Linked DNA regions of Homo sapiens: region 2 is linked to region 1. Evidence: chromatin loops called from intact Hi-C (ENCODE). Cell type or tissue: breast epithelium. All regions are shown on one strand. Links, peaks and the distances in the headings refer to the core of each region. The heading gives the core; the rest is flanking DNA.

The links. Peaks named below come from ENCODE experiments on the same cell type or tissue, not always from the same donor. Only the 100,000 strongest peaks of a DNase experiment are listed, where the experiment ranks them.
Region 2: it touches region 1 in a loop (6-fold over the local background); 3 of 110 quality-filtered maps call a loop at or near these places.

The regions. Positions count from the first base shown.
Region 1 is chr15:81,907,039-81,922,470 of GRCh38, reverse strand. The region is part of intron 5 of LINC01418 (long intergenic non-protein coding RNA 1418); the gene reads left to right. Among named protein-coding and RNA genes, the nearest start is that of LINC01418, 52 kb to the left of the region's middle. In breast epithelium, for the core only: no CTCF peak of the experiment used is centred there; no DNase peak of the experiment used is centred there.
Region 2 is chr15:81,851,168-81,866,599 of GRCh38, reverse strand. LINC01418 (long intergenic non-protein coding RNA 1418) reads left to right here. Exons shown (of 6, transcript XR_001751640.2): 6 at 6,619-6,853. Among named protein-coding and RNA genes, the nearest start is that of LINC01418, 110 kb to the left of the region's middle. RefSeq lists enhancers at 348-427, 478-587. In breast epithelium, for the core only: no CTCF peak of the experiment used is centred there; DNase peaks (open chromatin) are centred at 6,295 and 6,659.

The DNA of each region.
Region 1 (15,432 bases), core at 3,394-11,393:
TATCATTTTCTATCCTTTCATTTTCAAACTATTGTGTTTTTTTATTTAAAGTGGATCTTTTGTAAATAGTATATAATTAGATTATGTTTTAAAAATTTATTTTGGCAATCTCTGTCTTTTGATTGGAGAGTTTAATACATTTACATTTAAAGTAATTACTGATATGGAGGGACTTCTGTCATTTTGCTATTTGTTTTCTACATGCATGATACCTTTTTCTGTCCCTCATTTCTTGCTTTAATGTCTCCTTTTGTGCTTAGTTGACTTTTTGTAGTAAAATGTTTTAATTTCCTTATAATTTCCTTTTGTGTATATTCTATAATTATGTTCTTTGTAGCTATCATGGATTACATTTAATATCCTAAAATTAAAACATTCTAATTTGAATTTATACCAACTTCAATAACAGACAAAACATCTGCTTCTTTGTAGTTCCAACCCCATCTTTTCCATTTATTAATGTCACACAATTACATCTTTATGTTATGTGTCCAAAAACATAAATTAATAATTGTTTTTCTGCATTAATCTCTTAAATTATGTAGAAAACAAATGTGGAGTTACAAACCAAAGTTACAATAATACTAGCTTTTAGACTAATAATTACTTTTTAAAAAATGTTTTAGTCCCTTAAATCATGTTAAAAACAAAAAGTAGAGCTATAAACTGTTGTTATACAATAATAGCTTTTCTAACTGCCCATGTTATTTACCTTTGCAGAGATCTTTATTTCTTCATAAGGCTTCAGGTTACTGACGAGTATTCTTTTGTTTCAACCTGTAGGACTTCCTTGAACATTTCTTGCAGGGCAGGTCTAGTGGTAATGAACTCCCTCAGCGTTGTGTGTGTGTGTGCTTTGAATATATCAGCCCACTACCTTCTAGTTTCTGATGAAAGATCTGATGTTAATCTTACTGAGGACCCCTCATATGTGATCATTTCTTCTCTCTGCTTTCAAAACAGAGAAAGGAGAGAGAAGAAATCATCCCTTTGACTTTTGACAGTTTAATTATGCTGTGTCTTTGTGTCAGACTTTTTGAGTTCATCTTATTTGGAGTTCGTTGAGATTCTTGGATATTTATATGCATGTCTTTCATTAAATCTGGGAGGTTTTCAGTCATTATTCCAATAGAGAGAACAATCTCTCTGCCCCATTTCCTCTTTCTTTTTCCCTGGGACTCCTATGATGCATTTGTTGGTCTGCTTTATTGCATTCTACAGGTCCTTTAGGCTCTGTTCACATTTCTTCATGCTTTTTTCTTTCTTTTTCTCAGACTCAATAATTTCAGTTGTCCTATCTTCAATTTCACCGATTTTTACTTCTTCCTTCTCAGATCAGTCTTTGACTCCCTCTAGTGAATTTTTTATTTCAATTATGGTACTTTATAGTTCTATAATTTGTTTTTGGATTTCCTATCTCTTTATTAATAGTTCTGTTTTGTTTGTACAGCATTTTTGGACTTCTACTTTTTTTTTTAGTTCTTTGAGCATCTTGAAGACAGTTGTTTAAATGTCTTTGTCTAGCAGGTCTGTTATCTGTTTCTTCGTTGACATAGTTTCTGTTGGTTTGTTTTTCTCCTTTTAGCAGGCCATACTTTCCTGTTTCTCTGTATGCCTTGTGATTTTGTTGTTGTTGAAAAATTTGAATGTAATAATGTGGTAACTCTGGAAGTCAGATTCTCTGCCTCCCCAAGGGTTTGCTGTTTTTTACTTTTGTTTTGCTTAAAAATGTTTTAGGCTGTCCCTGTGCCAAGAATCAGCCTCAGGTGTAAACGTAACACCCTCTCAGGTCTTTTCTGAGCTGATGCCTTTTCCTGGGCATGTGCAGTAATTTTCTAACTTCTCCTGTTTATGCAACTGATTTTGAATGCCCTAGTCTGTAATGTCTAGCTCCTCAAAGTAGAAAAAGATGAAAATAAAGGGGAAAAAAAAGCACCAACCTTTTCAATCCCCCTGGAAGTCACTTCAGCAAGAGGGGGAGGGATTTGCAACAATGAGGAAGGACTTGAAAAAATGGGGAGGGAGTGCAAAAATGGGGAGGGACCTGCAACAATGTGGAGGGACTTGAAACAATAGAGAGGGACTTGCAACCATGGGGAGGGACTTGCAACCATGGGGAGGGACTTGCAACAATGGGAAGGGACTTGAAACAATGGGGAGGGACTTGTGTAGGGAAAATCTCTCTCAAACCATATTTTTTTTCTGCTCTCACACCACCACAACAATTGTCAACACAGAAGAGGACTTCTGTGTCCAAAGGTGCAGGGTTTTTCCCTTCACACATCAAATAGCGGGCACCAGCTGGGTATCCTCCAATTCAATTCCAACACTATCTACCTGGACATAGCATCAGATCCCAGAGCTTGAGGGCTCAGTCCCCAAGACTGTCCCCTGCCCACCTGACACCAGTCACAAGTCCAGGCCTCCAGAACTTCTGACCCATCAACTTCAACTTGGGGTTCCCAAGACCCTTTCTTTGTGTATTAGTCCATTCTCATGCTGCTATAAAGAACTGCCCCAGACTGGGTAATTTATAAAAGAAATAAGTTTAATTGACTCACAGTTCAGCACGGCTGGGGAGGCCTCAGAAAATTTACAATCATGGCAGAAGGCAAAGGAGAAGCAGTTACCTTCTTCAGAGGGTGGCAGGACAGAGTGAGTGCCAAGTGAAGGGGGAAGCCTCTTATAAAACCATCAGAGCTCATGAGAACACACTCGCTATCATGAGAACAGCATGGGTGCAACAGTCCTCATAATTCAGTTATCTCCACCTGTTCCACCCTTGACACGTGGGGATTATGGGGATTACAATTCAAGATGAGATTTGGGTGGGGACACAGAGCCTAATCATATTCTGCCCCTGGACCCTCCTAAATCTCATGTACTCATATTTCAAAAGCAATCATGCCTCCCCATAAGTCCCCAAAGTCTTAATTCATTCCAGCATTAACCCAAAAGTCCAAGTCCAAAGTCTCATCTGAGACAAGGCAAATCTCTTCTGCCTATGAGCCTGTAAAATTGAAAGTAAGTCAGTTACTTCCTAGACATAATAGGGCTATAGGCATTGGGTAAATACACCCATTCCAATGGGAGAAATTGGCCAAAACAAATGAGTACAGGCCCCATGCAAGTCCAAAATGCAATAGGGCAGTCATTAAACCTTAAAGTTCCAAAATGACTTCCTTTGATTCCATGTCTTAAATCCAGGTCATGCTGATGCAAGAGGTGGGCTCCCACGGCCTTGGGCAGCTCTGCCTCTGTGGCTTTGCAAGGTACAGCCCCCATCCTGGCTGCTTTCATGGGCTGGCATTGAGTGTCTGCAGCCTTTTCAGGTGCCTAGTGCAAGCTGTCTGTGGATCTACCATTATGGGGTCTGGAGGATGGTGGCCCTCTTCTCTCAGCTCCGCTAGGCAGTGCCCTACTGGGGACTCTGTGTAGGGGCTCTGACCCCACATTTCCCTTCTGCACTGCCCTAGCTGAAGTTCTCCATGAGGGCTCCACCCCTGCAGAAAACTTCTGCCTGGACATCCAGGCACTTCCATACATCCTCTGAAATCTAGGCAGAGGTTCCCAAACCTCAATTCTTGACTTCTTTGCACCTGCAGGCCCAACACCACATGTAAGCTACCAAGGCTTGGGGCTTGTACCCTCTGAAGCAACAGCTTGAGCTATAGGTTGGCTTCTTTTAGCCATGGCTGGGACTAAAGCAACTGAGATGCAGGGCCCAGAAACCATTTTTCCCTTCTAGGCCTCTGGTCCTCTGATGGGAGGGGCTGCTGTGAACGTCTCTGACATGTCCTGGAGACATTTTCCCTATTGTCTTGGTGATTAACATTTGGCACCTTGTTACTTATGCAAATTTCTGGAGCAGGCTTGAATTTCTCCCCAGAAAATGCGTATTTCTTTTCTATTGCATCATTAGGCTGCAAACTATCCAAACATTTTTTTTTTTTTTTTGAGATGGAGTCTCACTCTGTCACCCAGGCTGGAGTGCAATGGCATGACCTCAGTTCACTGCAACCTCTGCCTCTTGGGTTTAAGCAATTCTCCCACCTCAGCCTTCCAAGTAGCTGGGGTTATAGGCATGCACCATCATGCCTGACTAATTTTTGTGTTTTTGTAGAGATGGGGTTTCACCATGTTGGCCAGGCTGGTCTTGAACTCCTGACCTCAGGTGATCCACCCGCCTTGGCCTCCCAAACTCCTGGGATTACAGGCATGAGCCACCATGCCCAGCCAAACTTCCCAAACGTTTATGTTCTGCTTCCTCTGAACACTTTGCTGCTTAGAAATTTCTTCTGCCAGAAATCCTAAATCATCTCTCTCAAGTTTAAAGTTCCACAGATCTTTAGGGCAGGGGCAAAATGTCACCAGTCTCTTTGCTAAAGCATAGCAAGAGTTACCTTTGCTCCATTTCCCAAGAAGTTCCTTATCTCCATCTGAGACTACCTCAGCCTGGACTTCATTGTTCATATCACTATCAGCATTTTGGTCAAAACTGTTCAACAAGTCTCTAGGAAGTTCCAAACTTTCCCATATCATTCTGCCTTCTTCTGAGCCCTCCAAACTGTTCCAACCTCAGCCTGTTACACAGTTCCAAAGTCACTTCTACATTTTTGGGTGTCTTTATGGCAGTGCTCCACTACCTTGGTATTAGTCTGTTCTCACATTGCTATAAGGACATACCCAAGACTGGGTAATTTATAAAGAAAAGAGGTTTAATTAACTCTTAGTTCCACATGGCTGGGGAGGCCTCAGGAAACTTACAATCATGGTGGAAGGCGCTTCTACACAAGGCAGCAGGAGAGAGAATGAGTACCAACAGGGGAAATGCCAGATGCTTATAAAACCATCAGATCTCCTGAGAACTCACATCACAAGAACAGCATGGGGGAAACTGCTCCCATGATTCAATTACCTCCCACCAGGTCCCTCCCAAGACACATGGAGATTATTTGGATTACAATTCAAGATGAGATTTGGGTGGGGACACAGCCAAACCATGTCATTTGTGTACCACTAATTTGCTGGAGTGGCTCACAGAACTCAAGGAAACATGTCTAGTGGATTATTATAAGGAATGTTGCAAAGGTTACAGATGAAGAGATGCATAGGGTGAGCTATGGGGAAGTGTCATGGAGCTCCCATGCCCTCCCTGTATGCACCATTCTCCTGGAACCTCCATGGGATTCGGAAGCTCCAGGAACCCAAACCTTTTGGGTTTTATGGAAGCTTCATGATGTCAGCATTCCTTACTCCAGGGTTTGGAGTGGGGACCTCCCTGGGGAAGATCTTAAGACTCACAATCAGAAAGATGGGGAAAGATGAGAGTTTTGCCTTGGGGAAGGTGAAAGGAGGGCAGGAGATTCTATTTTCTGAGACTGAACACATTCAACATTATAACAAAAAACTATCTCGGGTGATGGGAGTTAAAAGCCAGGAACTGTGGATGGAAACCAATTTATATCACAACACTCACCCCCCTACCCCGGCAACAGTTTCTGACAAAAGAGGAATGTAACTGGCTTTGGCTAGTGATGATCCACATCTTGTGGCTGGGCACAAAATGGATGTTCTGTTGTGAGGGATTAAGGATGTGAACCCCAGTTTCCACATCAAATTACATAAGGTATGGTATTGTGATTACCTCATTTTATAAATGAGAAAACTGGTGAGAGGATAAGTCATTTTTCTCAAGGTCACAGTGTTGGTTAATCTTACCTGACAACTTGATTGGTCTATGGGATGCCCAGAGAGTTTATTGCACATTATTCCTGGGTGTGTCTCAAGGGTGTTTCCAGAAGAGATTAGCATTTGGATTGGTGGACTGAGTAAAAAGCAGATGGGACTCCTCTATGTGAATAGATATAATTCAATTGGCTGTGGGCCTGAATAGGACAAAAAGGCAGAGAAAAGTTGAATTTATTCCATGCCTGACTACTGAGGCAGGACATTAACCTTCTTCAGCTCTCAGAGCTCCTGGTTCTCAGGTCTGAAGACCTAATCTACACCAGGGACTTTCTTTCTAGGCCTTGGAAACATATCACCACCCATCCTAAGTCTCCAGCTTGCAAAATGCTAAACTTCGTCTGTCTGGACTACTGTAATAAAATACCATAAACTGGGCAGCTTAGATACAACAAAAATTTATTTCTTACAGTTCTGGAAGCTGGGAAGTCCAAGATCAAAGTGCTAGGAGATTTGGTGTCTGGTGAGGACTCACTTTCTGGCTCATAGATGGCACTTCTCGCTGTGTTCTCACGTGGCAGATGGTATGAATGAGTTCCCTTAGGCCTCCTTTATGAGGGTTCCACCCTCATGACCTAATCATTTGCCAATGGCTCTACCTCCAGAAATTGATGTTTTGAAGCTGACACATGCTAATGTTTGAGAACTACTGACTTAGTCGAGCCCCTTTACTTTAGAGACTCAGTGAAGGTCATTCAACTTGTAAGTAGAAAAGGTGGGACTGGAGACGGGCTTGGCGGGGAGGTCATCTGAACTCTGTGATAAATGCTTATATTATAGATTCTTCCAAGGAATGCACTTAGGAAGAGATTTTTCAGTTTTAAGAGCATCAGAGGCACACTACTGGGGTCTGTTAGTATCTCCCAAAATTCATGTGCTGAAAGCTACTCCCCACTATGCTGGTGTTAACAGGTGGGGCTTTTGGGAAGGTTCCACCTTCATGAATGAGATTAGGGCTCTTATAAAAGAGGCCCAGGGGAGCTTGTTTGCCCCTTCATCTATGTGAGGACGCAGCAAAAAGATGCCTTCTATGAAGCAGAGAGTGACCTCTCACCTGACACCAAATCTTCTAGTATCTTAATCTTGAATTTCCCTGAAATAAGCCACCCAGTCTATGGGAGTTTGTTATAGCAGCCCAAATGGGCTAAAATGCACACATCTCATCAAACAATTGTAATAATAAAAAAACCAGTACTATATGCAGGCATTAGGTTTTGCTTCTCAAGCAACCCAGCTAAATAGATGTTATTACCTCCATTTTATAGATGCGGGAACTGAAGCTCAGAAAGGCAAAACAACTTTTCATGCTCTTCTACCTAATAAGTCGGAGAACCAAGATTCAAATTCTAAATGCGGGTCTGATTGAGGCCAAGCAGGTGAGCAGGCTCAATGGGATTCTCAGTGTTGGCCTGGCTTCCACACAAGGAAGAGGCCACTGGCAGGGGTTCCTGTCCTCAGCCAGGCTTCTAGCCTGACACTGGCTGGACAACGCAGAGTGAAGCTGGTCATAGGGCAGGGTTTCCTGAAGCTGTGCCTGCTTCATGAGGCTGCCTGCTGGCCCAGGCTCACCTCTCCCTCCAAAGGGCACAGTGGCTATTTCTGGCCGTCCCAGCCTCTGGCTGTGTCTGTCTTCTTTAACCTTCCTGAGGCTCCAAAGGCCATTAGGAAGCTGGCCGAAGCTTCATGGCCCAATGACAGGACTAGGATCTTACTGGATGGAGGAGGGGAGAGAGTGAGTCTTTAGGTCCGTGAAATTGCTGCCAGCATTTGGCCAGCTGTCGTCCATCAGCCAGAGAGCTAACCAGAGCCTCCCTTGGGGCTGGTCCCTGGAGTGCCATGGAGCAGAGGCCGTGCCAGTTCCTGGCTGGGGGCCAGAAGAAAATCAATATGAGTTGGCCTGCTCCAGCAGGGCCCCCCACATCTGGTGCCGGGAATGACTGATTGAAGGGACTTGTCATAGAATGATGGGAGGCCACAGCTGGAAGGGATTTGAGTGACCATATGGCCCAGTGGTTCGCAAACCCTTTAACACAGTGGAGATCTTTCTTCGAATGAAACTGCAGGCAGTAAAAACCAATACAGAAAACTGTTAGTAGTAGAACTCACTGAGATCCTGGGAACTCCCTGGGCCCCTGGCGGTCTGTGAAACAGCTTGGGCCATGCTCATCTCCTGGAACTCCCTGGTGGTGGAGATGGAAAACAGGACAGAGGGTGAGATTCTGACCTGTGGGGCAGAGCCAGGGCCCAGAGCCCAGGCTCTGACTTCCAGTGGGGCCCAGAAGACTGAAGCCACTCAGGGACTGTATTAATCCAGTCTGGCCAGGAGAGCTGCTTGTCTGTCCTGAGATACCTAGGGGAAGCCCTGTCTGATCACTTTCAGATGCTGGGCAAAGGGAGGCCCTCCCTCCAGAAGGCTGCATCATTAGAGGTTTGAGTCAAGACCCTGGAGGAAACTGCAAGCTCATGGAGCTGGGAGACCTGGGGTCAGCTTTGTCCTCCTATATAAAGGCTGAAAGTCAGGGACACTGAGGCAAGGGCTCCTTCCAGTTATGTCCCAGAAGAAGATAAAAGAAAAACTTCTTTGGGACTGGTGGGAATCTTGGGAGAAAGTGGAAGGATGAGTGGCCTCAAGCATATGGACTGGGTTCTCTTGTCCCATTCTGGGAAAGTGTCAAAGGAACTGAGTGTTTGTTCGTGCCTCTAGGAGAGAAGAGGATTTAGCCTAAGGCAGTGCCACCCACAGGAAAGGAAAGAGGGACAGTGGAGGCTCCTGGTTGGTGGGGACCATGGTCCTTTAGGAATGCTCTTCAGCAGTGCCTCACAGAGAAGAGCAGATTCCTAGTGGAGCATACACTTCAGCCAGCACCCGAGCCCCAGACTTCATTAGTGTTCAGGTTTTACTTACTCTCACCAGTCTCTGGGTTTCAGACACATTCTGGGCTTCATGTGGACCCCAGACTTACTGTATATCCGGGCTACTTCTCACTTCAGATGCTCTCCCCAGAACTGTTTATTGGATTATTCTGATTATTCTCAAAGTTTTATCCATATCTTGGGTTTTATTCAAACCCACTGACCTTTATTCAATGCCATAGAGTTTATGTAGCTGAGAATTTGTTTACTTTCAGACTCAAGACTTTATCCTGTTCCTGCTTCATCAAGCTAAACTCAGAGTTAAGCCTGCCAACCCTCTTCCACCTTCACCAGGTGTCAGTTCTAGCCTGTTACTTGTCTAGTTCTCAGAGGCTGTAGTGCCGTAAACCTTATGTGTACGTTTGGCTTACCGGAATCCATCCTCATTTTAACTACTTAATCACAGGCTTTATCACGGGCACACCTAGTTCCACTTTTACCCAGTTGCCTCTAATGAACTAGTAGAGGGTAGTTAGTGTTCCAAGCATGAACGCTGGAGTCAGACAGCTTTGAGTTCTGCTTAATTTCTTCCGTGTGGCTTCGCATAAGTAACTTAACCTCTCTGAGCTTTGCTTCCAACATATGTAAATGAGATAATAAAGATAATGCATATAAAATGCATAGCACGTCGCCTAGCACATAGTAAGCATGTAGTCAGCTCTGGCTGTTGATTTTAGCATGAGCCTCACAATGAATAGCATGTGGAAATGCAGGATTCAGGGCTAGAGCTGGACAGGTGATGAAGGGAAAAGTAAAAAGTTGGCTAACTTTAGAAAAAGGAAATAAGAATTTGCTCTTTTTTTTTTCTCAGAAAAAGTTAAACATACAGTTAGAAACTTTCATGAACCCTCATAGCTCAGCAGTTAGGAGACAAGTCTGATGTGATGGCAGAGGCTCAGTGAAAGTTGGGACAGAGGCTGGGCGTGGTGGCTCCCGCCTGTAATCCTACCACTTTAGGAGGCCGAGGCGGGTGGAGTTCGAGACCAGCCTGGCCAACATGGTGAAACCCTGTCTCTACTAAAAATACAAAAATTAGCTGGGCATGATGGTGGGTGCCTATAATCCCAGCTACTTGGGAGACTGAGGCAGGAGACTCACTGGAACCCAAGGGGCGAAGGTTTCTGTGAGCCGAGATCATGCCACTTCACTTGGGCCTGGGCAAAAGAGCAAAACTCTGTCTAAAAAACAAACAAACAAAAAACAAAAAACAACAACAACAAAAAGAAAGTTGGGACAGAAGGAGGTCAGGAAGGAGGGAGGCCAGCAGCACCTTATTTTTCAGGGCTTCCTTTTGGGGATGGGCTGCCCCTGGGCTGGGTCAGCCCTGGGCTGGGTCAGCAGGGGTCCTGGGAATTGTTTCTAGCATCCCTTATCCTACCCAGCCCTGTGCCTCTCCCCTCAGCGGAGCCAGGTCTTTGTTTTCTTTGTTTACTCTTTGGTGTCATAGACTCTCTCACTTGGAGAGCTCAGAGGTGGCTAGAAGACTGTAGGGAATGAGGGAAGGGTGTGGGATTCAGAGGGTGGCAAGCTGTCAGTGCAGAAAGCGTTGGATCCTGCTAGAGTTTGACAGGTTTAGAGGACAGAGAGAGCTGGCACTTGCTGGTGATATCCAGAAATATGTTATTAATACGTGAGGCTTCATCTCCTGACCTCACTGCAACAAGCAATGAGGAACTTGTGTGAAGTAGTTTAAGAGTGTGTGTGTGTGTGTGTGTGTGTGTGTGTGTGTGTGTGTATGTGAGAGAGAGAGAGAGAGAGCAAGAGCACAATTAATAAATCTTAATGGCTCCTCCCCAGTCCTATTCTCCAGTCCCCCAAATCTTAAATACGCCTTTGTAAGTGAGGGCCCTCAGCACCAAAAGTTAAGTCTCTGCCATACCACTTCTCCATAGTATCCCTGCTAGAGCTGGCTATGTCTGTAAATACTGATGATAATAATATTATGAATGATGATAATGATGGCAACCTCTTAGTGAATTCCTATTCTAAACCGGGTAGTGCATATGCGTGCTCTCATTTAATCTTCACAACCCTGAGAGGCAGGTAACGGAATTATCCCCATTTTACAGACGAAGAAACAGAGTTTCAGTGAGCAGAGGTGAACCCAGGTCACCCAGCAACCTCGTGATAATGTTGAAAGCCTGCCTGTCCAAGGGCCCTGCCAAGCCAATGCCCTTCACCTCTTTGGCAGTGTTCTGCCTTCCAAATGCAAGCATGGAAGCTGCCCACCCACCCAGTGCCAACTGTCTTCAAAAGATTGTTCATACTCTCTTCTTTGGTGGTACTGTGCAAATATGGTGCCTGAGTTCCCTATTTCACCCTGACATTCAGCATGGCAGGGAACCCGACAGCCCCTTTGCCTCTCTTTCTTTGTCTTTCTCCTGCTGCATTTCTCCTTTTTACTTTGATCTCCCATAGTTAACTCCTGTCCTCAAATGGGGGCCTTCTGAGGCCTCTGGCTCACTTTGTGTGTTAAACACTTGGACTGAGCTCAAGTTATTTTAAAAAAGCCCCAACTGTGATGATATGCAGCCCTGCCTCTTCCCTTTTGGTGCTCTGGTCACAGGTTTATTTTTATAATGAGCCTCTGCCTCTTGTCTCCACTGTGGACTTAATTGCCTGTTACACTAGAAAGAATGCCAACTGCACTTTGCAGAAACCGAGTAAAATCATACCATAATGATCTGTTAATTTCTTCCAAACTGTTATTTGTTTATTTGTCTACTTTTTTCCTCACAGTTGTGAAGGGATTTAGAGGGGAAGAGGAGGGAGAGAGTTTGTTAATTCGAATGTATTTATCATTTTTAGGATCATTTTCTCCCAGAGATCCACAGAAATTCCTACAGAACATTGTGTTGAACTTTCTGTCTTCTGGGCATTTTAAAACTAGATCCCTCTTTTAAGACATTTGCCTCAAGCTTGGGGTCAGGATAGGGACAAGTCCATCCCAGAATGAGCTGAAGGTGGATAAGGGGCCAAGACAGGGGGTACTCAGGGCCGACTTCCCCACCAAGCACAGCAGGCCCAATGCCCAGGGCTCTCTGTACTTTTAGGAGCCCCTGGAAATGCCTTAATTTCTTCTAAAATTAGCAGAAAGAAAATGAATATAATCAGAGCTGGAGTATATTTTTCTTTATATCAGTGCACTTATAAAATAGAATATTTAATATTGCTTTATGGAGGAAGAAGCCCATGAAGTTAAAAGCACCCAGGGCCCGTGGAAGTCATAATACCACCAGCCCGTGTTCTGTCAATGCCAAAGATCACAGGCGCTCTCCCTTCTCCCTCCCTTCTGCTCTCTTCTCGGTCCTTCTCAATCTCCCTTTCTCTTTGTTTATTTCTCTCTTCCTTCTTATGAATCCATGTTTAACGCCTAAAATTATCTGTCTAAGGAGACATAATTAGTGGAGCGGCTGAGGCTGACCTGGGACAGGAACCTGTGCTGTGCTGCTGTCTTGCTTTAGGTGTTCTTCCAGCGTTGGTACTGAATCACTCCTTGCTTCTATATCAATTTAAAAAACCACCAAACGACAGTTGAGAAAGGGAATGCAAAAGTCATCAAGTGCCATAGTTTGCAAACCATATTTCAGCTGTAGACACACACACACACACACACACACACACACACACACACACACACACACGAGGTCCCGTGGGGGTCTCTGGAGGTTTTGGAACATGGGTTCCTACAGCTGGCCCTGACAATCCCTGGGCCAGCCTGGCCTCGGCTTCTCATTTCAGGGAAGAACAGTGGTGCCAGGAGGCTGAATCTTACCCGAAGCCCCAGGGCTTGTCAGCAGCAAGCCCATGTTGGCCCCAGGGCTCCTTCGTAGCATTCATTTTCTTAGACCATACTTCAGAAACCTTTAATTTGGTTTGGCCATAAGGATTCATTGATGCCACTTTGGTAACCACAGGTTCATGCACAGTAAGATGAATTTTGGGGCAGGGTAAATACTAGACTCCAAAATTACACTCTTGTAAAATACTCAGCACCACATCATGAATCAGGCATTATTTACATTCAACAGGCAAGGATCCAAGCCTGTGCCTTTTCCATATATTAAGTTGATGCAACAGCAATTGCTTTTGCATCAACCTAATATTTTGCTTCCTCTTTAAAAAAGACAGTCAGGAAGTGCCTGGCCCCTCCTTCTTCATCCTGCTGCCCACCTCCCCCTCCTCTCTGCTCCTCAGTCTTTTCCCTTCCTTTCCTTCCCTGGTCCTCTAGATCTGACAGGAACCTTGCTCCCTCCCTGCCTTCCCTTGGGTCCCTGTGAAGCCCAGACTCAGGCCCATCCTCAGCACAATATGAACAACCAACAGTGCTTTCAAAGCCCTTGAAGAATGTTTTCAATTATAATTCACATGACTTGGGCTCTGCTTTTCCAAAGTCTGAGTTAGCAGCTGCCAGAGCCCTAAGCTAAGCAGGACAGAGGCAGGGCGCGGGTGGCAGCGGGGGGAAATGGGTTCTGGGTTCTGTATACAAACCTGATCATGAAAGTAAAATATGTCATTATAAAATTTCATTACGTAGATGAAAGTGAAAAGAAAAAAATATGTAATTCCACCATGTGGTGTAGTGCTATGCAGGGTGTCTTTGCATATCTTGTACATGCATGCATAGGCTTATAGATGTGTATATATGCACACTATAGTTTCCCTTCTATTCTATAAACTTTGGGTTTATAAAAGTGGCAACATATTTAAATACTTCTTGTCATCTGTTTCTTACCTTTCCTACCTTTTTTCTGTTGTTTTCCTGTTATTAAATAGTCTACATTATGTTTAGTTCCTGACCTCACTGGGAATAGCTGCTGAGGGCTGACCTTGGGGAGTAGGTTCTTAGTGTTGGCAAATATTCCTGTCCCCAAGCAAGGCAAAGAAGGCAAGATTCATTGCTTCCAAGACCATGCCGGCTTGGAAAAGGAAGCCATGAGTGCCCATCAGATTGGCCTCAATGTAAGCTTCTTGGATTCCTTGGACCAGAGACCCCAAGAAGAGAGAGAAGTCTCCAATAAGGGGCAAAGGGTGGGTGTTGCCCCTCCACATCACTTGGCAAATGCTTTTGTGTGTGTGTGTGTGTGTGTGTGTGTGTGTGTGTATGTAGAGTTGTATGCTCTACAGCTGCATGGTATGCCTTACATTGGATAATTTGTAATAAATTTAAAACCCTTACATTGCAAATAATTTAGTTTATTGCTGATAGCTTCGCTCTCATAAAAGTGCAGAACAATTTACAAAGATGATTTTCTATTTTATTTTTGTCTCTGTGGAAGGATATGAAAGGAAAAGAGGTCTTTGAGTTCCATTCTCCCCCATTTTGACTTTCCCTCCTTTTAACACTTTCTTTGCTGCAGGGGCATGAAGACATTCTTCCTGGCTTTTGTTTGAGTAAGTCTCAGTTTATTGAGGGGATCATGCAAAGAGCAAGTACAAAGGGGCTTTGTCTGAAAGAGGAGTTTTGGAGTCATCAAAGGAAGCAGAGAGAGTAGAAGGATGTGAGTCTGGGCCTGACAGGGCCCCCGGGGGTGGCAGGACCTCACCAGGAACAGCTGCGGAGGGGTGACCTTGGGCAGTAGCCTCTTGGTGTTGGCAAATAATCCTGTCTCCAAGCAAGGCAGAGAAGGCAAGGTGCATTGCCTCCAAGAGACCATGCCAGCTTGGACAAGGAAATCATCAGTGCCCACCAGAGACCCCAGGAAGAGAGAGGAGGTTTCAAAAAGGGCCAAGACTGATTTCTCACCTTCTTGGTAGGATTGTGTGGGGAGGCTGTTATATTTAGTTTGATTTAAGCTTATAAAGTATGTTGATATTTCTTGCATACCCAAATCTACACATAAGAAACTTGCTCCATGACTAACATTTCAGTGAATTTCTTTGCAAATACACAAACTTATTTTGTTGAGATGAAATCCTAAAAGTGGAACTGCAGGATTAAAAGAGATGCGTATTTTGAAAGACCTTTTGAATTATCCCAAAAAATGTTGACTTAATTTTCAAAGCCATCAGTATAATTCAAAAGTGTTGACTTTCCACATAGCTGTTCCTGGTGCATGTCAAGGTTGAAATCCTGAAGTCTCCTGTCTTGGAAGTGGAGGAATTTTCTAATTAGAAACAGATTTGGTTTTCTGGAAGAAACTCTCTGGAATCCTTTATTAATGGGGGTTCCATGAGAAAATAAAGCAGAAAATGATCCCAGTGACTATTTCCAATTCTCCCAAGCTTGGTATATAGCTAGAACCATCCTAGACAGATAGGGAGAAAAGTTAATTTGGTTACTTACAAGATATGCTTTGGACTTAATTCTCCCCTGGAAGGGAACCTGGTTGGAAAAGGCTACTCTAGCCTTGCACTCTGTGGTCCTTGGTCCTCTCTCTGGTAGACTTCCTTTTCTCTTATCCTCCTTGACCATATGAGAAGTGGGTATAGAGGCAATGGTTCTCTTTGGGAGCTACACAGCTTTTTCTGCTCTCTCTCTCTTTTTTTTTTTTTTTGAAAAGGAGTTTCATTCTTGTCACCCAGGCTGGAGTGCAGTGGCACGATCTTGGCTCACTGCAACCTCCGCCTCCTGGGTTCCAGCAATTCTCCTGCCTCAGCCTCCCGAGTAGCTGAGATTACAGAAACCTACCACCATGCCCAGCTAATTTTTGTAATTTTTAGTAGAGATGAGGTTTCACTATGTTGGCCAGGCTGGTCTTGAACTCCTGACCTCAGGTGATCCACCCACCTCAGCCTCTCAAAATGCTGGGATTACAGATGTGAACCACT
Region 2 (15,432 bases), core at 3,390-11,389, 56 kb after region 1:
GACAAATTATACAGGTTCCTGTTTGTGGCAGGGATATAAACTTTCTTTTTAAAACAATTTTATTTAAGTAAAGACATTAAGCAAACTTAAAAATAATGAGAGTGGAGGGTTGTGGTTATTACTAAGTCCTTGAAATGCTAAGGGAATGATAATATTCAGAGGAACCCTGGTTCGTTACATTGGAAAGTAGGATTTTTGCTGCCTCTTTTTCAGTTCCTTTTGCATCTGTCACTTGCTGGCTTAGAGGGTACCGCCTCTCGAAAATCTCAGGTCATGCTTTGGTGATCATCAGTCACAAACTTCCTCCAGGGGTTTCAGACAGTGAGTCCCATGGTGAGAACGCTGCAGAAAGAATAAAGACTCAGAGTTAGGAGTCTAAGGAGCTCTCTCTGCTCTGCACTAAACCTTTATATGCCTTTGACCAGCTACTTAAGTCCTCCAGAGGTCAGTGTTCTTTTCTCAAGGGGTGAGCTGATGGACTCCACGATCTCTAGGCTTCCTTCTGCTGTATCTCTTTAGTTCCACCTTCTCCCCAACACAATTGCCTTGCAGGGTCTGGGCGGACACAGCCCAGAAAAGCAGTGTGCTAGAGCACCACCTTCATTCTCCTGTTGATGTGCACGTGTGGATGCATGCCTGGGGAAATCTTACAGGGACAGGTTTTTCTAGACTTTGGGGCTAGAATTTTTTTTTTTTGTTTTTGAAATGGAGTCTGGCTCGGTCGCCCAGGCTGGAATGCAGTGGCGCGATCTCGGCTCACTGCAAGCTCCGCCTCCCGGGTTCACGCCATTATCCTGCCTCAGCCTCCCGAGTAGCTGGGACTACAGGGGCCCACCACCACACCCTGCTATTTTTAGTAGAGATGGGGTTTCACCGTGTTAGCCAGGATGGTCTGGATCTCCTGACCTCGTGATCCGCCCGTCTCGGCCTCCCAAAGTGGCTCCCTGAGCCACTGCGCCCGGCCCATTGGGGCTAGAATTTAGCGTTATCTAAGACTCTCAGATCCTTGGGGAATAGAGAGCTATCTTATTGTTTTTTACATAATTGAAGTCCCTTTGGTGCTGGAGACCGTAGGCTGTCTTAAAAAGTCCATTTTCCCTTTTCCATAGTAATAGATGTGCAGCTGGGCCCATGGCTGTCTAGGTAGGGATGCATTTCCCAGAATCCCTTGAGGCCATCTGGCTCTGTTCTCTCCCATGGAACGGGGGTGGAGGTTATATTTCACTTCGGGAGGGACAGACTAAGGCAGAAGGAGTCCTCTTTCCCTTTCTGCAGCTGGACCCTGGATTGGTCTACATACCTTGGACTTAGTGGATGAGGACAACATCCTTGGGATACATGGCCATTGGAGCAGAGCTTCCTGAAGTGCTCATCTTGAACTGTTATGTGACAGAGAACTAAACTTTACTGTTATTTAAGCTACTGATATTTGGGGATCTCCTGATTCCAATAATATATTATCTTCTAATTAATACATACTTTCAACACCAATCAAATGTTGCGGCCTTCATATCTGCACCTCTCTTTTATTTTTCAATTTTCAATCAACTCTATTTTAGAGTAGTTTTAGGTTTATGGCAAAATCAAGTGGAAAGTAGAGAATTCCCATATACTGTCACCCCTCACATATGTCACACACGCATGGCTTCCCCCACTATCAAAATCTTGCACTAGAGTGGTACATTTGTTACAACTGATGAACCTGCACTGACACAACATTGTCACCCACAGTTTACATTAGAGTTTACTCTGGATGCTCTATATTCTATGGGTTTGGACAAACGTAAATGACTTGTATCTACCATTATAGTATTGTACGAAATAGTCTCCCATAAAATCCCTCCTCTCTTCAACCCCTGGCAACCTCTGACCCTTTTACTGTCTCCATAGTTTTGTCTTTTCCAGAATGTCATATAGTTGGAATCATACAGTATGTAGCCTTTTCAGACAGGCTTCTTTCACTTAGTAATATGCATTTGAGGTTCCTCCATATCTTTTCATGATTCATTTCTTTTTAGCACTGACGAATATTCCATTGTCTGGATGTACCATAGTTTATTCATCCATTCACCTACTGAAGGGCATCTTGACTGCTTCCAAGTTTTGAGAATTATAAATAACACTGCTATAAACATCCATGTGCAGGTTTTGTGTGGGCAAGAGTTTTCAACTCCTTTGGGTAAATACCAAAGATATGATTGCTGAATTTTATGGTAAGAGTAAAAAAACGTCAAATTGTCTTCCAAAGTCACTACACCATTTTGCATTCCCAGCAGCAATGAATGAGAATTCCTGTTTGTTATAAACTGAATGTTTGTGTCCCCCCGCAAAGTAATATGTTGAAATCCAAACCCCCAACCTGATGATATTAAGAGATGGGGCCTGGGCTGGGCACGGTGGCTCACGCCTGTAATCCCAGCACTTTGGGAGGCCGAGGCGGGCAGATCACGAAGTCAGGAGATCAAGACCATCCTAGCTAACACGGTGAAACCCCGTCTCTACTAAAAATACAAAAAATTAGCCGGACGCGGTGGCGGGCGCCTGTAGTCCCAGCTACTCGGGAGGCTGAGGTAGGAGAATGGCGTAAACCCGGGAGGCGGAGCTTGCAGTGAGCCGAGATGGCGCCACTGCACTCCAGCCTGGGCGACAGAGCGAGACTCCATTGGAAAAAAAAAAAAAAAAGAGGTGGGGCCTTTGGGAGGTAATTAATGCCATGAATGTGGAGCCCTAATGAATGGGATAGTGTCTTTTAAAAAAACATGAGAGCTCGCTCTCTCTCCCCCGCCCCCTCTCTCTCCCGCCCCCTCTCTCTCCCGCCCCCTCTCTCTCCCGCCCCCTCTCTCTCCCGCTTTCTCTCTCGTCTCTACCAAGTGAGGGAACAGCAAGAAGACAGCCATCTGCAAAGAAGAGGGCTGTCACCAGACACTAGCTCTGCTGGCATCTTGGACTTCCCAGCCTCCAGAATGGTGAGAAATAACTATTTGTTGTTTCAGCCACCCTGTCTACAGTAATTTTTTCTAGCAGCTTGAACTAAGGGGTGCCTCACATCCTCACCAGAACCTCTCCTTTTGCATTAAGCAATTTTTATCTTTTATCACAGTGACTTACTATAAGGTTCTTGAAGGCAGAGTGTGTGACTAACTCACATTTTTATCATCAGGAGCACATAGAGGTTGTCTATACATACTTAAATGGCAATAAGAATGCACAAATCAGGAGAAATAAGCTGGCCAGTCATTCTAGCCACGTGGAAGCCTGGTGTAATGGAGTAAACCGTGGAGGATGAGTCAGAAGAGTTGGTTTAGTCCTAGCTCTGCTAGTGGTGTCCAGAGAACCTCAGTTTCCTATACTTAAAATAAAGACATTGCATCAGGAAGTTTCTCAGGTCTTGTCAACCTCTAACAATCTGTAGTTCAAGGTTCTGTCTGACTAGAACACGTTTCCTTTGCCCCATCCCTTAGCTGTGATGGAAGGAGTCACTCTCTCTTCCAATTTCAACCTAAAGATCACTTCCTCCAGAAAATCTTCCCGCCCTTCTCCCCCACCTCTCCTAGATTAAGTTAATGCTTTTTATTGCCCATATTACATATATTTTTCACATCACAATAATCACCCCATTCAATAATACTTATTTGTCTGATTCCAAGTATAGGCTTTCTGAGGGCTTGTTTAAATTGCTTCTATTATCTCCCCTGTTCCTAGCATAGCATCTGACCCAGAGTAGGGGCTTAATATATATTTTTAAAATGAAAAAGAAATAAATGGATGAATGAAGGAATACATGGGTCAAAATTTTTTTTTCCTGTTTAATAGAAACCCTTTCGCCCTGACTAAATATTTATTTTCTTAGTTTTCTTGGATCTCAGATGCAGTTTCCTTCTGGGGTAATTTGCATAGCCATGGAGAAAAAATACAGTATATGCAAACCAGGATAAGGCTCTATTTTGCTGACTGCACCTTCATCCTTAGTATCTAGTGGGCTAGTTTAGCCTTACCTTAGCGTTATAACAACACACTGTGTGCCTCTAGGCAGTTGACAAGAAAGATAATACAAACTAATAACCATTAAAATTATACAAAGACTATTTAAACTTACTCCTAAATTCATGCTTCAGGGATTTGCTTGAAAGGGAGTAAATGAGAACTCAGCTGATATCTCAAATCCCATCCTAAGAGAATTAACTCCCTAGAATCTAAATCAAGCCATTAGACTCTGCTTCTAATTTAGATCCAGCCATTGTTTAGATTAAATGAGTTACTAAGGTGGAAACGGAAAGGAGAAAACATTTGAACTTGAATCCACACAAGTGGGAATGTTACCCAGTTGTAGACTCTTTGTCAGTTATTCTAACAACTGGGTTGTATGTTACTTCACTAATTGCATTTGTGAAGATTATGTTCAAGAAATAAAAGCCAGATTGTCTTTAGAGACTATTGGTGTCAAGCTGTAAAATTGCAGCTTGATCCTTCAGAAGTGGGTTACAACTAGAATATGATCTATTTAACAAATAATGTGCCATTGACAAAATAGTTAATGGGAAGGGGGAGGAACCTTCTTTTCACACTGTACTTTTCCTGATTGGCAAATGTAATCACTGTGGACCTGCAGCGTAGTTGGAATCTGTGTTCTGCTTCCTCTCCTTTTCCCATTTGTGGTGGAGATAGATGCAAGGCAGCACTCTGGAGGCTAAGGTGGGGTGCTAAGGAAATGGCTTGACTTTTTTTTTTTAAGTAAAAAAGAGGCCCAAAATGGTCTATTTTGGTGGTTCTCAACTGGGGGCAATTTTGCTTCTTACCCCATCCCAGGGGAGGTTTGGCAGTGTCTCAGGACATTTTTGGTTGTCACAACTCAGAGAGTGCTACAGATATCTACTGGGTAGAGGCCAGGGATGCTCTAAGGTTCATGGGATAGCCCCTACAACAGAGAGTTATCCAGCCCAATATCAACAGCGCTGGTCTATTCTATTAAGAACCCTGGTCTACTGTGCTAGAAAAAAAATGCCTCCAGCATCTCTTTGGCATCACTGCATTAGAGCGCAGACCTGTAGACCTGCTGTCATGTTGGGCAGGCCCAGGCATAAGGCACAGAGGACCTTGGTGAAATGGGCAGTCAGGAGGAGACAAACCCAGCCCTGGGCTGGGGGAGCTGCCTTGCTATGCTGCTGCTCCCTGTGGTGGGAATTAGCTCTTCATTGAATTATTATTAGTGATATTATTTTTGAGACAGAGTCCCACTCTGTCTCCCAGGCTGAAGTGCAGTTGTGTGATCACAACTTACTACAGCCTTGACTTTCTGGACTCAAGAGATCCTCCCACCTCAGCCTCCCAGGTACCTGGGACCACAGGCATGTGCCACCATGCCTGGCTAATTGAAAAGTATATGTATATTTTTTGGTAGAGACAGGTCTCCTTATGCTGCCCAGGCTGGTCTCGAAATCCTGGGTTCGTGATCCTTCCACCTCGGCTTCCCAAAGTGCTGGGATTACAAGCGTGAACCAATATGTCCAGCCTGGAATCAACTCTTTAATACATAATGTTCTAGGGAATCTAGTTGGTTCTGGAAGGCCTTGTCATCTGAAAGGTTGGATTGGGAGGCTGGAACGTGATACTGTTGTTTTGTAGAAAGAATCTTGACTTTGGAGTCAGATACAATTGGATTTACATCTGAGATTCATGCTAGTTGTGTGACCAAAATGAACATACACTATTTTATCATTTCTAAGTCACTTTTTCTACATTTTAACATTTCTTAAATTGAGTGACCTCTTACCACTGATAGCCTGCCATAGTTTAATTGGAAGTGACTCTTTTTTTCTTAAACAAATATAAAACTAATTATATTTGTTAGCAAGTTGTGGTTTCTTAGCTTCAGTGAAATGTGACTATGATAATACCTCATGGGCAGGTCTAAATCAATATGCTTAGCAAACCCGAAGTTTACCAGCGTAGTGGAATTAGCTGGGAAAACAGCCCCTGTCTAAGAGGTTTTAAAATTGCTTCATTCCTTCTATTCAAAGTTCAACCCTCATCCTGGGGAAGGAAATGGATTCTCATTTTTGTGTCTTAGTTGATACTTAATACGTTCCAGGCCCCTCTTCTTTGAAGTGTGTGCTCTGTGTGTGTGTGTGTGTGTGTGCATACATGCATGAATACCCGTTTGCGTGCACAGATCTGTAGCAGCAAAACTCTTTGTACACCACATTCACAGGAGAAGCCAAGGCTCCCAAACGTACCCTTTTGCCTGGTCAAGATGAGCTCAGGAGCTGTGCTGTGCTGAGGCTGTGGTAGGCAAAGGCTTTTAACACCTGGAATGAAGCTGAGCAAGAGATGGCAGAAGCCAACACCTGCGGTCAGAGCCAGAGCTGTGTGTGTGCCACAGCCCTGTCAGTTACAGGATTCTGCCCTGGAAGACTGTTTTCTAGTTTAGTGTGAGAGAAGGTTGGGGATAGATTAAATGCTGGTTTTGAAAATTAATATGGAAATGGCCAAACTGCATGTTGCTGGTTTACTCTATAAATTTTTACTTGATTTCTGGACATGGCAATAGAAGCTATTAATAGCCACACTCTGCTATTAAAAGTTGTTTACAATGAACCTGAATGGACTCCTGTGTTGCAGGAAACCTGTGCCCCAGCACCTGTCTGCTTCTGTCATGGGGTTGTACTCCAGGAACCATCGTGCACCTGGCAGCCCTCTCACCCTGCAGGCAGCGAGCCCGGGGAGCCATAAAGAACTTCTTTTAGAATGGATTCACTGACTGAAATCACGCTTTGGGTAATTTTTTCTCTGTAGCAAGGCACTTGAATGTCATCTTTAAGATCCATTGAATCTAATAAATACTGTCTGGAAGTCATATACGTACAACTGAATCTTCCCAGTATAGGGAGAATTGGACAGAATGAGGGTTCAACCTTCTCCTAATCTTGACTTTGTCATCCCCTGTATGACCTTGGCCAGTTTCTTTAACCTCTCTGGGCCTCAGTGTTTGTACAACGGTGCAACTACTGCTAATGCTACTACTACAACTAGCACCAATTCATACTGTGAGAGTCAGATGAGATAAGATGAATAAAAGTGTTTAAAAAATATAAGTATTGGCTGGGTGTGGTGGCTCACACCCATAATCTCAGCACTTTGGGAGGCCGAGGTGGGAGGATCGCTTGAGCTCAGGAGTTTCACTCTAGGAATTCGAGACCAGCCTGGGCAATGTAGTGAAACCCCATCTCTACAAAAATTACAAAAAGTTAGCCTGGTGTGGTGGCTTGAGCCTCTAGTCCCAGCTACTCAGGAGGCTGAGGTGGGAGGATTGCTTGAGCTCAGAAGGTCAAGGCTGCAGTGAGCTGTGATCCATACCACTGCACTCCAGCAGCACTCGGGCAACCAAGTGAGACTCTGTCTCCAAAAAAAAAAAAAAAAAAAAAGAAAGAAAAGAAAAGGGAAAAAAAAGTAAACATTGCCCCTTCTGTATGAAAGACATTAGAAATTCGACTTGCTGTTTATTCTTGCTTACAAAGACATAGTTTTTTTTGTCTTGTGTTCTGGTACCTTCCCTCTATTTTGGTCCAAATGTCTATATGTAAGTCTGTCCTCCATTAAGCAAGAAGAGCATGACCAAATTTTTCAGACAGGTGTTGTTGGCATATCTGGTTAAATTGAGCAGGGCTAGTGCAGCATCAATCATGACTTTTTCTAAAGAGCAGTGTGTGGGAACATCCCACTTTCTTGCAGCCAGTTCTCAGCAAACATTCATATCCACAAACAAATATCCTTGACCTCAGAAGAACTTAAAGACAACTGTCCCCTGAGCTCACCCGTGTGTAGGGTTTAGCCCGGGCCCTGAATTTCAGTGGCATCTCTTTGCCCCCTGCCCATAGCTGACTGAGGTTTCTTTCCATCAGCACTGAGAGAACCCCAGGACATGGGAAGGTAACATGATATTTCACAGGAAACCAGAAAATATTCTGGCTCGATGGCCTTTGTTCCTTCTCACATTTCATGACTGCAGTTTTGTGCCTAGGCTGAGGAAGTCAGCTGCTGACAATTTGGTTTAGATCTGAGTAAAAAACATGATTTTTACTTCAATTCTTACCAAGATTGCTGAAAAATGATCCACCAAGCAGGCTGGCTGATTGGCGAGCAATGGAAATTGCAGTTTCTCTACTGTGAGCCTCGTCACTCTGTGGGCTTGGTACAGACGGATGGAAACTCGGGCTTGGCAGTTGCGGGTCACTCTCCCATTAGACAGCCTGGATCTGAGCTTGGACCAGGCAACTGGATAGGAGCAGGGTGATGTAAGAGGGAGGGCTTGCTCGGGAGCTCAGAACTGATGGCAATATTGCCCTTTGGCCCTTCCAAATCAGATTGTCCTATGCTCTTTCCAAATTGGAGGAGAATCTAATAAGGGATTGATTTTTTTCCTGCTTACTTATAATAACATTTTCTTAAAAATAATTTCTGGAGGTCACCTGTGAATGATCCCTTGTATTTATAGCCTTGATAGTATTATTAAAGTCTGAAGATTGATATATTTTGGCTTAGAGGATGTCATTATGTACCTCTGGGCCTCAGTTTGCTCGCATATCAATGTTAGGCTCTGGTTGGTGTATCTTCAATGTCTTCTTCAGTTTTTTTTCTAATTGTGGTAAAACACACATAAAATTTACACAATATATAAAAATGGTTAGAGCATAACCATTTTTAAGTGTACAGTTTAGTCGTTTTAAGTACATTCACGTTGTTGTGCAACCACACCACCACCCATCTGTAGAACTCTTTTTATCTTACAAACTGAAAATCTATATCCTTAAACAACTTTCCATTTTCTCTCTCCCTACAGTCCTTGGTAATCACCATTCTGCTTGCTGTTTCTGTGAATTTAGATTCTAGATACCTCATATGGTGGAAACATACAGTATTTCTCTTTTTGTGACTGGCTTATTTCACTTAGAACAATGACCTCAAGGTTCATCCATGTTGTAGCCTGGGTCAGAATTTCCTTCCTTTTTAAGGCTGAATAATATTCCATTGTAGGTATATAACACATTTTGTTATCTTTTTGTGACTGGCTTATTTTTCTTAGAACAGTGACCTCAAAGTTCATCCATGTTGTAGCCTGGGACAGAATTTCCTTCTTTTTAAAGGCTGAATAATATTCCATTGTAGGTATATACCACATATTGTGTATTCATTCATCTGTCCATGGGCACTTGGCTTGCTTTCACCTTTTGGCTATTGTGAATAATGCTGCTCTGAACATGAGTGTCCAAATATCTCTTCAAGACCTTGCTTCCAATTCTTTTGGGTAGATACTCAGAAGTAGAATTGCTGGATCATATGGTAGTTCTATTTTTTGTTTTTTGAGGAACCATTATGTTGTTTACATAGCAGCTGCACCATTTTACATTCCCACCAACAGTGCACAGGGGCCCAATGTTTCCACATCCTTGTTATTTTCGTACTTTTAAAAACTAGGTGCCATTCTAATGGGTATGAGGTGGAATGTCCCCTGCAGTTTTAAATGTTCGGTAATCCTGCAACTTATTTCCCTGCTCCCCTACCCTTTCTGTTACCAACAAACTAATTCTTATGTGAGAATAAGATTTTTCTCATGATCTTTGCTTTTTTTCACACCATCATCACCATAAAAACCCAACCAAAAATGGATGCCTTGAATTTTAATTTTATGGCTTTCTCTTTCCTTCCTTGGGAAACCAGTTTCTGTGGTTCTCATATGGAAATAGTTTACACATGCTCACTTATTTGTTCAGCAAACATCTGAGTGCTTGCTGTGTGCAAGAAACTGTGTTCAATACTGTGAAGACTACTGAGATAAACCAGACAAGGCTCTGCCATGAGAAGTTCCCCATTTGATTTGTAGTGGAGGTAAGACAAGAATGCCCATAACTGTAGCAGTAAGTGGCAAGTTAGTCCTGTGAAAGACAGAGGAGGCCCATGGGACATAGGGTTCTGATTATTACATTTGGCAGATGTAATGAACACGATCAACTTTCCACTGATCAAGCTGATATTTCCAAAGTGCGTATGTTAGAATTTTAGTTTTTTGAGATATTCCTTGAAAAAAAAAAAGGGAGGGGCTCCTTTGGCAAACATGTTTGGGAGAAGTTGCATTCCATCATGCTGCCTTGGAGATCATAATGCAGAGCAGCAGAGTAAAGGCTCCGGGAAGCCTTATAGCCAGCTGCCTGCAACATTTCATGGAAACCCCATCCAGACCTCCATTTCGTAGTTGGAAAAATGCCCATTCATATCTTTTGAAAAAGCAAATGATATGGTTTGGCTGTGTCACCACCCAAATTTCATCTTGAATTGTAGCTTCCACAATTCCCATGTGTCGTGGAAGGGATCCAGTGGGAGGTAATCGGCTCATGGGGGCGGGTCTTTCCTGTGCTGATCTTGTGATAGTGAATACATCTCACGAGATCTGATGGTTTTATTAAGAAGAGTTCCCCTGCATGACTCCACTGTTGCCTGCCACCATGTAAGACGTCTCTTTGCTCTTCCTTCGTCTTCTGCCATGATTGTGAGACCTCAGCCATATGGAACTGTGAGTTCATTAAACTACTTTTTCTTTATAAATTACCCAGTCTTGGGTATGTCTTTACTAACAGTGTGAAAACGGACCAATACAGCAAATGATAAGAAATGCAGTGGAGGTGGCTCAAGAATGGGCTTGCAGGTCAAAGAGCCTGGGTGGATTTCCCAGCTTTCTTCCTTTTTCCTCCCCGGGGATTTTGCTTCCCACTCTCCAGCCCCTTGATGTGAACATTAGTCATATTAATGTCAGAGCAAATATGCTAATGAGTCCTTACTTACTAACAGTATGATCTCAGGCAAGTTCCTTAATTTCTTTGTGCCTTAGTTTTCTCATCAGTAAAATGGACATAATCATAGTGCCTTCCTCATGGGGTTGGAACCAGGCCTAAGTGAATTGATATTTGTAAATCTCAGAACAATGTCTGGCAGTAGTAGGTGCTACCTAAATATTTGTTAAATGCAATAAACAAGGGACTTGTATTCAGTAGTAAAGCAGCACTCCTAGCCCCTCACTTAGGGCCTTGGATCTCAGTCACATCTTATTCCCATGTTTTTCAATCTGGGGCTCCAAATTGATGCTTAAAAAATTTCAGGGTTGTAGTCATGTGTAGCTGAAGATGGATGTGTCCAGCCTGTTGCCTCTTTTTGAAATTGTCTAGTTCCAGCCTATATCAACACATTGTTGGTCCAGATGGGAGACAGGAGATGGCTAGAGATCATCTAGTCCAATTGTTCTTATTTATAGAGCCCTGGAGGGGATGGGATTTGTTCAGCTCAGACAGCTCTTGTCTGAAGAGCCAGGGAAAGAGATAGGGGGTTCTTTAACTAGAGTAATTTTCAACACATCCCTCTGAGTACTTTGCTGGGGGTCTGATACAAGTTCTGCCTTGGGACTTATGGAAAGACTGATGGCAGAAGGCTTCCACCTGGCTGTCTAGAACACCTACCCATAAAGGTGAAAAGGATCCCTAGAGAGCCCAGTTAGGGGCTCCCCATGACCATTCCTGAGCCCACTGACTGAGCCAGCTCATAACACACATCTTGGTGCTGGAGAGATCTCAACAGGCTACAAAGTTGAGGGGAATGATCCAGTGAGACTGGGTCAGGGCTCCAACACGTTTTCATAGAAGGCATCTTTCACATAAGTAACTCTGCTATAAACCCAAGTGGAAAGGAGAGGAGAGAGAAAGGGAACATTAAAATGGTAGTGGGGTCTTCGCCCGTTGTTCTCTTCAGTGAGCTTATTCTCCTGAGTTTGCATAGCTGGAGAACATGACTTGTCTGCCTTCTCAGCCCACCTAATCTCCACAGCCTCCCAGACTTGGACCATCTCAGCCCTTTGAGTATGATTCTAGTCTTTAAACTTGCATACTTTTTGCACAGTATAGGCCAAATTACTTCTTCAGCGGCCCAACCAGGGAGACCTCAATCTGTTCCAATCCAATACAAAACAAAGAGGATGTGTTAGATTCATTGAGTTGGGATTTTCAAAGGAAAAGTTGGCTCTGTGAGTCTCACCTTTTGTGATAATTTTGGAACTGAGTGAGCTGTAACTCTGGTTTACCTGGGGCTGGGCATGACCTGAAGCTAGGCATGCAGGATATAGCACCCTCCTCAGGGAGGTTCCAGCATCTTGTTGGAGAACATTGTCCTAGCAGCCTTATCCATTCGTCCGAGCCTCTGGCTCCTCTGGCTCCCTTTCTTGGGGAAGGATCTGGTCTCTGGGCCCTCTTCTTCCAGCTGCCAAGCTGCATGCACAAATGACCCCAAAGCCTAAGGCCGTGGCTCCTATACTCTTTTTGGAAGACCCTCTCTATCATGTTCTTTCTTATTTTTTTTGAAACAGTGTCTCACTCTGTCACCCAGGCTGGAGTGCAGTGGTGCAATCTCAGCTCACTGCAACCTCTGCCTCCCAGGCTCAAGCAACCCTCCCAGCTCAGCCTCCTGAGTATCTGAGACTACAGGGGTATGCCCATATGCCTGAATACTTTTTGTATTTTTTGTAGAGGTGGGGTTTTGCCATGTTGCCCAGGCTAGTCTTGAACTCCTGGGCTCAAGTGATCCACCTGCTTTGGCCTCTCAAAGTGCTGGGATTATGGACATGAGCTGCTGTGCCTGGCATCTATCATGTTCTTAATCTCACTAGCAACACTGTCAACCCCAAACATTTGTTTTACACTTTATGCAATTGATGGAACACTTCTCCTGCCCCCTCCTTCCTTGATTCTCACTTAACTCTGTGAGACAGGCTGGGCAGGTGTGAGGGGCTCATTTATCTTGAAAAGAAGACCAAGACTCATTGAACACAGGGCAGGAAGGCCTGAGACAGGATCCTGACCTTCTGGTCCTGCATCCTCCTCTTCCCACCCCCTCATTGCTCTTGAGGGAAAATGCCCTTTTGGGGTTGTTTTAGGTAGTGGCAAAAAGCTGGTGTCTGAAAGGCAGTTCTCTAAGTTAAGGAATAGCAAAAATGACTCAGGTGAACCCCACTCATACACACGCTCCTGAAACTCTGAGGGCTCAAGTGAAAGGTGAACAGTTGACCACTATACTTGAGGGCAGAAGACTTATTTCCTTATTCTCATTCTGGCATAACTCCCTCAAGAGATTTGGCCAAGTTACCGCCTATCTCTGGGCCTCAGTTTCTTCCAGGACTAATGGACTATGACTCTAGGGGCCCATTTGTGAAGGAACCCGCATGGAAGTTATCCCTGCAACTCTATTTTTCTGGCATCTCTTCTCTTTCCTCTCTCCCTCCTGAGAATGAAATTCCTGAGACTGATTCAATTTTCTTATTTCTTTGTTTTATTCCCTCTCTTTCCCTCTTTTCTATCAATAGAGCACTTTAATTTGATCACAGTTATCTAGTCCTAAAAATAATTACCAAGTTTATATATCCTGCAAGTAAGCAACTCAGAATTTATGTGGGCTGTCTGCTTCAGCCCTCTTTGGGGGAAATTATAGGTCTTTTCTGACTTGATTTACTCGTAAAAGGATAGAGAATGTTCATACTGCCATCACACACGGAGCCAGAAGAGAATTGGCCACTTCCCCTCACATATTAGAATCATAATGAATAGTTCAAATATGACATCATGGTCTTTCCTATGCCAAGACACTGTGGAATCATATTGAAAATACTACATTAGCTTAGAAAATGAAGTAAAATAAAATTGAATTGGGCTAGTGAATGCAGACATTTATGTTAAAGTGTGAGGCCCCACAGCAAAGAGCCTCTGCTCAGTGTTAAGTGCAAAGTGAACCATTCTTCATAGTGAGACTCCTCATCCTGCCCTCACCCTGCCCTCACCTCTCTGAGGCTGCCACTGGGGTCACATTTGGGCCCGAAGCTGAAGAGATGCTTTCCTGATCAGCCAGTGCCTAATGATGAGATTTTTAGATGTTATTTTCATTCCCGCAGAAAAGCAAAAAGGAGAGCCAAATTTATTCCAAATTCCCTTAAATCTTCCCTTCTTTGGATCAGTCTTAGGAAATCTAGTTTCTCTTCTCCCAATCGGTCTCAAGAAAACTAAGGAAATGTAGAAAAGAGGTGATTTCATAGCCTCATAGCTATGCTACCAAATATCTCTGAAAAATGGAGAGAAAAAATCCCCAGTCCTGCAAAAGATCCTTTGGTGTCCTGTACCAAGGTGCCCAGGGTGAGGACAAGTCCTAGTAAGTTCGCTCCCTTTTGAGGTCCTCAACTTTGAAATGTGAGGACTGGCCGGGTGTTGTGGCTCACGCCTGTAATCCCAGCACTTTGGAAGGCCAAAGCAAGCGGATCACGAGGTCAGGAGTTCAAGACCAGCCTGACCAACATGGTGAAACCCTGTCTCTACTAAAAATACAAAAATTAGCTGGGCGTGGTAGCTGGTGCCTATAGTCTCAGCTACTCGGGAAGCTGGGGCAGGAGAATCGCTTGTACCCGTGAGGCGGAGGTTGAAGTGAGCCAAGAATGCGCCACTGCACTCCAGCCTGGGTGACAGAGTGACACTCTGTCTCAAAAAAAAAAAAAAAAGTGAGGACCGTGTTGACGATAGCCTTTGTGGGGCCTGTCCTGGGGCATTAGTCAGATTTTCCATAGGCTCTGTCATATGGTGGGAAGCACTGCAGATGGGAGATTCATCTTAAGGAGGAAGCTGCCTGTGTGTAGTGAAGTCTATGATGAGGCACTGGGATAAGGGAGAGAGACTTTGAGCTCTTGGGAGCTGCCAATAACCCAAGCCACAGAAGAGGGCAAAGGCAAGAAGAAGGAACTGAATTTTGGACCCTGTTTCTGGGTGAAGGGGTGGATTGGCATGGACTGATGGAAGAAGCATAAAGAACGGGGAGGGAGGGGCCCAGGAAAATTACTTATGAGGTAAGGAAATGGCTGGAGTTATACATGGTTTTTGTGTTCACGTGGGTTTGACGGGTGAATAACAAAGGGTTTCGGAGGAGGTGACAGTAGAAAGACTTGCAACGTGATTTGTGGTTTGTTTCTGTCGTTGCCATGTGAGGACTTCTTCTGTCTGTCTCACAGTCCTTTGCCACATTGACTTGTGTCTTGTGCGAGGCAGCTGTTGTCGCCTGCAGGATGTGTGAAAACTAGAGGAGGAGCCAGTGTCACATCTGGGTCAACATGGTGACAACCATAGAAAGCACGTGGGAAATAGGCTGAAGCCCAGAGGCAGAGGTGGTCCTGAGACTCCGAGCTTCCTGAGCTGACATGAGCTTTAGAATTTGAGGTTTCATAACAATTTTGGTATTTTTTGAGGGAAGAGGAGACCCCGGTTGCATCTTGGTTAGACCTAAATGATGTTGGTCCTTCTGAACTCTGGTTGGAGAGTGCAGAGCCAAGGAGAGGAAAGCTTTTCCTCCCTTCGCTTACAAACTCTT